Regions from separate parts of the Homo sapiens genome. Here region 1 is linked to region 2. A link is an interaction called in ENCODE POLR2A ChIA-PET data of the cell type or tissue named here. Cell type or tissue: MCF 10A. All regions are shown on one strand. Each heading gives the region's core, and the rest is flanking DNA. Links, peaks and the distances in the headings are about the cores only.

The links. Peaks named below come from ENCODE experiments on the same cell type or tissue, not always from the same donor. Only the 100,000 strongest peaks of a DNase experiment are listed, where the experiment ranks them.
Region 1: POLR2A ChIA-PET joins it to region 2 with 5 read pairs; 23 of 35 experiments call an interaction of 5 or more read pairs at or near these places.

The regions. Positions count from the first base shown.
Region 1 is chr6:26,054,162-26,057,075 of GRCh38, forward strand. It overlaps H1-2 (H1.2 linker histone, cluster member), which reads right to left and starts at 2,309. Exons shown (of 1, transcript NM_005319.4): 1 at 1,579-2,309. The coding sequence starts at 2,267. The coding sequence ends at 1,626. RefSeq lists enhancers at 1-169, 790-1,411, 1,822-1,871, 1,962-2,361 and a silencer at 1,262-1,331. In MCF 10A, for the core only: no CTCF peak of the experiment used is centred there; DNase peaks (open chromatin) are centred at 940, 1,290 and 2,310.
Region 2 is chr6:26,002,114-26,005,027 of GRCh38, forward strand. No RefSeq gene overlaps it. Among named protein-coding and RNA genes, the nearest start is that of LINC02980, 11 kb to the left of the region's middle. In MCF 10A, for the core only: a CTCF peak has its summit at 1,147 (motif pointing left); a DNase peak (open chromatin) is centred at 1,178.

The sequences.
Region 1 (2,914 bases), core at 97-2,596, 52 kb after region 2:
ACAATGTTTAAAACAATACAATTCTACCTTAAGAATTGTGGGAATGACTAAAGGAACAAAATAGAAACCTGAGAAACCTAAGACAGTCCAACTGTCCATGAAATTATAGCGTATTAGCCTATGACAAAACAGCCAAAATTGATAGGAGCGTGGAGGGTGGCACGGGAGGAAGAAGGGGGAAGCAGAAATGAAAGTTCATAAATGGTCTTGGGAAAAATATGTCCATATGTTAAACCTTACACCAAAATAGAGGGTTCACCATGTTAAACCGTGTTGTAATGTAAAATTAACAACACAAAATTACTTAAACCATGGGAGAATGTTTTCTCCTTCTTCCCTGCCTCTGTCTTCCTGTCTCTCTGCTTGCCTCCCTCCCCTTTCTCTTTCTTGGGATGAATCCGTGGTCACTATCACTAACAAATCAACTCACTATATTAATCATTGTGGAGATGGTAGAATAATTGAGCAGCTTATCTCCAGAAGCCCCAGTCCCCATAATTTAGGTCTCACCAAAATGTGCCCACCAGATTTTAAAAGAAGCGAATATAAGACGCTAGGCTTTCTGTATTCAGAAGCACCATGGATGTCAAACAGAGGGAACCATTAACGAAGGCCTTTATTAGAAATGTCTCCCATTTATCCATACACTCTTCATAGTTAATAGTACAAATACTGTTTTCTGCATAGAAACATTTGGACTGCCAAACAAAATACGTTTAAAGGAACTTCGATTTTTAAATGTTGCTGTCTGTCTAAACAGGATAAGCAACCGTAGTCATGCGAGGACAAAATGGCTGGCTAAAAGTTGTGCTTTCGATACGCTCAAAATCGATACGCTCAAACCTGTCAGTTTAGCGGAAGGCTACATGTTATGTGGCACAAAAAACTCCCTAGGTCCACGATTGCCTTGGGTGGAGGAAGGGCTATTGCCGCTGTTGTGGCTGTTTTTTAAATGCATTCCTTCGTTGCCACAGGAATGAGAAATTAACAGCAGAGGAATGTAGGACAAAGGTACCTGCACGCACTCTCCTCCCAGGGCTGGATGTTGCCACTACCTCCAGGAGACATCAACTTGACTACCAACAACATGGAAAGCGTCCGAAATCCCAGACATTAATATAAAGAGAAAAGAGGCAAAACTTTTAAGTCACAGTAAAGCAAAAAACACAGAATAAGCAACGTCTTCCACCATCCAATTAAATACAGAATGAAAGTCATGTACTAGAAGAACGGACCAACCCGGGAGCAGGGCGGGACTTTTGAAAATTTTTTAGTCCAATCCGGACATCCCTTTAGACTAAGAAACTGGCTCTTGTTTTGCGGTCTTTTCTGCCGTTCACAGGCCTGGGGCGGGACTGCCATCCCAAAACCATCCGCCAGCGAGAAAAGCCTCCGGTCAGGGACCTAGAAGCCGCAATAAAGGTTTAAATGCTGTAACCTCACCACGGCCACTCTCCAACCCCGTCACCCAATTCGTCTGATACCTCAGTAACTCCCATACGACTAACCTTAAGTAACAGGGCAGAACAAGAAAAGGCAGATAGTAAAGAAATTATCCAGCTCTTTTATTGAGATCAGTGGTGGCTCTGAAAAGAGCCTTTTGGGTTTTAGAAGTAGGCGTTCGCCTATTTCTTCTTGGGCGCCGCCTTCTTAGGCTTGACAACCTTGGGCTTAGCGGCCTTGGGCTTCACAGCCTTAGCAGCACTTTTGGCAGCTTTCTTGGGCTTCGCAACCTTGGCCTTCTTTGGGCTCTTAGCCACTTTCTTGGTTACAGTGGCCGCGGCCGGCTTCTTCGCTTTCTTCGGTGTTTTCTTAGCGCTCTTCTTCGGAGTTGCGCCGCCAGCCGCCTTCTTGGGCTTCTTGGCTGCCCCAACTGGCTTCTTAGGTTTGGTTCCGCCCGCCTTTTTAACCTTGGGCTTGGCTTCCCCGGAGGCTGCCTTCTTGTTGAGTTTAAAGGAGCCAGAAGCACCGGTGCCTTTCGTTTGCACCAGAGTGCCCTTGCTCACCAGGCTCTTGAGACCAAGTTTGATACGGCTGTTGTTTTTCTCCACATCATAGCCGGCGGCAGCCAACGCTTTTTTCAGAGCAGCCAGAGAAACTCCGCTACGCTCTTTAGAGGCGGCCACAGCCTTGGTGATGAGCTCTGACACCGGGGGACCAGACGCCTTACGAGGCGTACCCCCAGCCTTTTTGGCCGCCTTCTTCTTTACAGGGGCCTTCTCCGCAGGAGGCGCGGCAGCGGGAGCGGCAGGAGCAGTCTCGGACATGTTGAGAATCAAAAACTCGGGTACAAGTGGCAAAGCGCCGATGAAGCAGCGCCTGGGCAGGGCCGCTGTATATATAGAGCGCAGGCGCGCTCTGATTGGTGCTCTGGTCGCCCGCCTGGCTGGCAGGCTCTGAGCCGCTGCGCTGCTCCCAAGTTGTGTTTGTTCCACCTCACAAAAGGGGAAAAATATTAAAATTCCCCGCACCAAATCACTTGGGTTTGGTCAGGAAAGGATCTCAGAAGCCTCGGGCTTCATGCTCTTCATTTATTTTTTCCACAAACACAAAAACAACGCGTCCAGGCGTCCCCAATTCCCCCAACTCCGAAGGAAGTCTGGGGCAGTCAGAGACCACTTTCTGTTTTTCTTATAAATTACCTGTTCGCTCCTTTGCCCCTGAAGGTTCTTTTTCCCAGGGGTGGTTGGGCACATGCTTCCCTTATTTTTGAAGAAAAAAGCGAAATGGTTTCCACCTAAATTTTCATGATAATTCTGTTTCTTCACAAGGGAAGTAACACAGGTCCTCTGTGAATTCTTCGTGCAGTCGCACAGGAACTGTGGACTGGGACAAGGATTCCACGGCCAGTCCAAAGCAATTAGGGCGGGATGGGAGGGGGTTCATGAGCCTTGCTAGGGTCCGGGGTGGTGGG
Region 2 (2,914 bases), core at 160-2,659:
ATTCCAGCCTGGGCGACAGAGCAAGACTCCGTCTCAGAAAAAGAAAAAAAAAAAAAGTCAGTAAAATTTAAGAGAAAAATGCATTTGCTTTGGGACTTTTAATATTTAGTCTACAAATCTAGCCACCATAGAAATCTGCTGATTAAATACGGGTTCTGTTAAAATGGAAACATGCATTTTGGGGGAAAAAAGAGGGAGTGTTTTAGTGATTTTGTTTTTTACACTTGTTTATAATAAAATTTTAAGCAATCTTGAGGGGAACATTTTATTTCTACTTGTAACTGCATAAAGTTATGAGATAAAGTTACAAGCTATATCACATACAGTTTGTAGCTTTATAAATTATGAAATTCTAACAGAATAAATATGCTAATATGATGAAAATGTCATAAATTACATTAGAATATATTTTAATAAACCAATTCAGAAGGAGCCAATACCCAATTTCAAAATCATATTAATTGTAAAATTAATTAGGGCAGCCAAAATATTCTGGAATTCTTTCTAATAAAACAAATGAGTGTAAATACAGTCGTACTGACAAATCTGAAGAATTATGCAGCATAAAAAGTGATTATCCCAGCACTTTGGGAGGCCAAGGTGGGCAGATCATGAGGTCAGGAGTTGGAGACCAGCCTGACCAACATGGTGAAACCCCGTCTTTACTAAAAATACAAAAATTAGCCGGGCTTGGTGGTGCACACCTGTAATCCCAGCTGCTCAGGAGGCTAAGGCAGGAGAACTGCTTGAATCCAGGAGGTGGAAGTTGCAGTAAGCCAAGATCACGCCACTGCACTCCAGCCTGGGCGACAGAGTGTGACTCTGACTCAAAAAAAAAATAAATAAATAAAAATAAAAGTTTTAAAAAAGTGATTATTATGAACACAGAGTAATCTAGTAAAAATGGTTAAGTGAAAACAGCAAAATACAAAATTGAATATGTACTATAACAATATATGCAAAATATACTCAGATTTATAAAAATTAGAATGTAGAAAAGTAAATATAGCTCTTCATAATTTTGTTCTGAAGTTTAAAAATATATATATTTTTGAATGGATAACTTTCTTTTTCTAAATGCTTACAGTAGAGCCCACGATGGTTGTTAAAAGCCCCCAGGTTCAGCCTTCTTTAATTGTGTGGTCAGCCTGCCATCAACCCGAGGCCTCCCTCTGCTGGGCAAATTTGGGAACACATTGAGAAATCCTTACACGTAATTCCTTCTCTTCATGTTCCTGGTGAGCATTTTTCCCATTGGGTTTCCATACTCTGCCCTCTTGAAGTCCTGCACCCTGACATTGCAGTGTCATTCCTCTTCTACTGAAGTCTACAACTATTAGCTTATTGTCTCTAGCAAGTCTCCCTTTAGCTACAAATATCATTCAGAGTTTTACCTTTCAGAAACTTTCTCCATGAGCATTCTGGAGTAGACTCTAGGTGCACTAGGTGCAGTTAGAAAAAGTTCTGATTTGTTGGTGGAGCTATAGGAGGAGAGACAATGGTGGGCTGGAGAAGGGTGTCTACATGCAGAGAAACTGACTGGAAACTCAGAGAGATGATGGGGATTAAAATAATCCTATTGAATCTGCACAAAAGTGTTTTATTATAATTGATCCTGAACTATGTAAAGGTAAGCTCCAGTGAGTAGTTACAGTCTGTCCCTAAGATGGACTCTTTCTTTTTGCTTTTATTTTTATTGTATTTATTTTATTGTATTTTTTTTTTCTAAAGACAGGGTCTTGCTATGTTACCCAGGGTGGTCTCAAGTGGTCCTCCTGGCATCAAATGATCCTCCCACCTCAGCCTCCCAAAGCGCTAGGATTACAGGTGTGAGCTACCACACCCAAATGATTCTTTCTTTTCAAATACAGAGTTCAGCAGCAATTTTAAAGAAGTACTGAACTCTACTGCCTGGAAGATGGAATGGCCCTCACAATTCTTCCAGGCAAGCTCTGCACTCAGTGGTATGGACCACAAGGCAAGCCCATTAAGGGGTTAAATTACTGACAAACAATAATTTCTAAATATGAACATTTCAGGAGGAACTAAGATGGCTCCTTCTTGGAGAATAAGTTGGCCGGCTTCTCTAGTTATCAGACTATCAGATGGGGAGGAAAGAGCCCCTCTGTCCCGGTGAGACAGGACCCGCCAGCGCCCAAGCTCTAAGGCTTTCTGATGAGCAAATGGGGTTTCCATCTTTCTAGCTTCAGGACTCGTAACTACTCAGATTATTTCCTTCAATCTGGATATTCAAGACAAGAACAGTTCATGGTGTTGCGAAGGCCCAGATTTAAATCACATATGCAAAGATACTGACATTCAGTGGAGGGTCACTTAGATTATAGCCAGATGACTTTCCCTAAATTGATAGCTCAAATGGTAGTTGTGGATATTTTTGCTCTTAGTTACTTGCATAGTCACTTGCCAGAGGTAATAAAGTTTTAGTGTGGTTGTGGAAAATAATGGCCATATATTTAGGAACAAAATTTTAATGATGATTGAAAACTGAATTAGCTTTAACATGTGAATATGCTCAGGGGACATAGGACCACAGATCTCTGTTCCTTCCTATTGCCACTTCTTTCCTTTCCCTGGTAGCATGCTTCCATTACCCATTACTTCAAACACTGTTTCTGTGTCTCCAACTCCCTTGCATCATGGTCTTTTCATTATTCAGACACAGACACAGCTCGATTATGGGTAAACTTTTTTCTGTGGCTACAGAAGAGTTGAGCATGGCTGAAGCATCGTTGAGCATGACTGAAGAAAAACACCTAACCTTGAATTTTTTGATCAATATAAATTTATATCCACAGATTTTACCTGACTGATCTTCATTGCCCACCAGTCCTACAAAGTTTGCCAGATTGGTTCTGTTTCCACTTTACATACTCAGCAAATACTTATTAAGCAC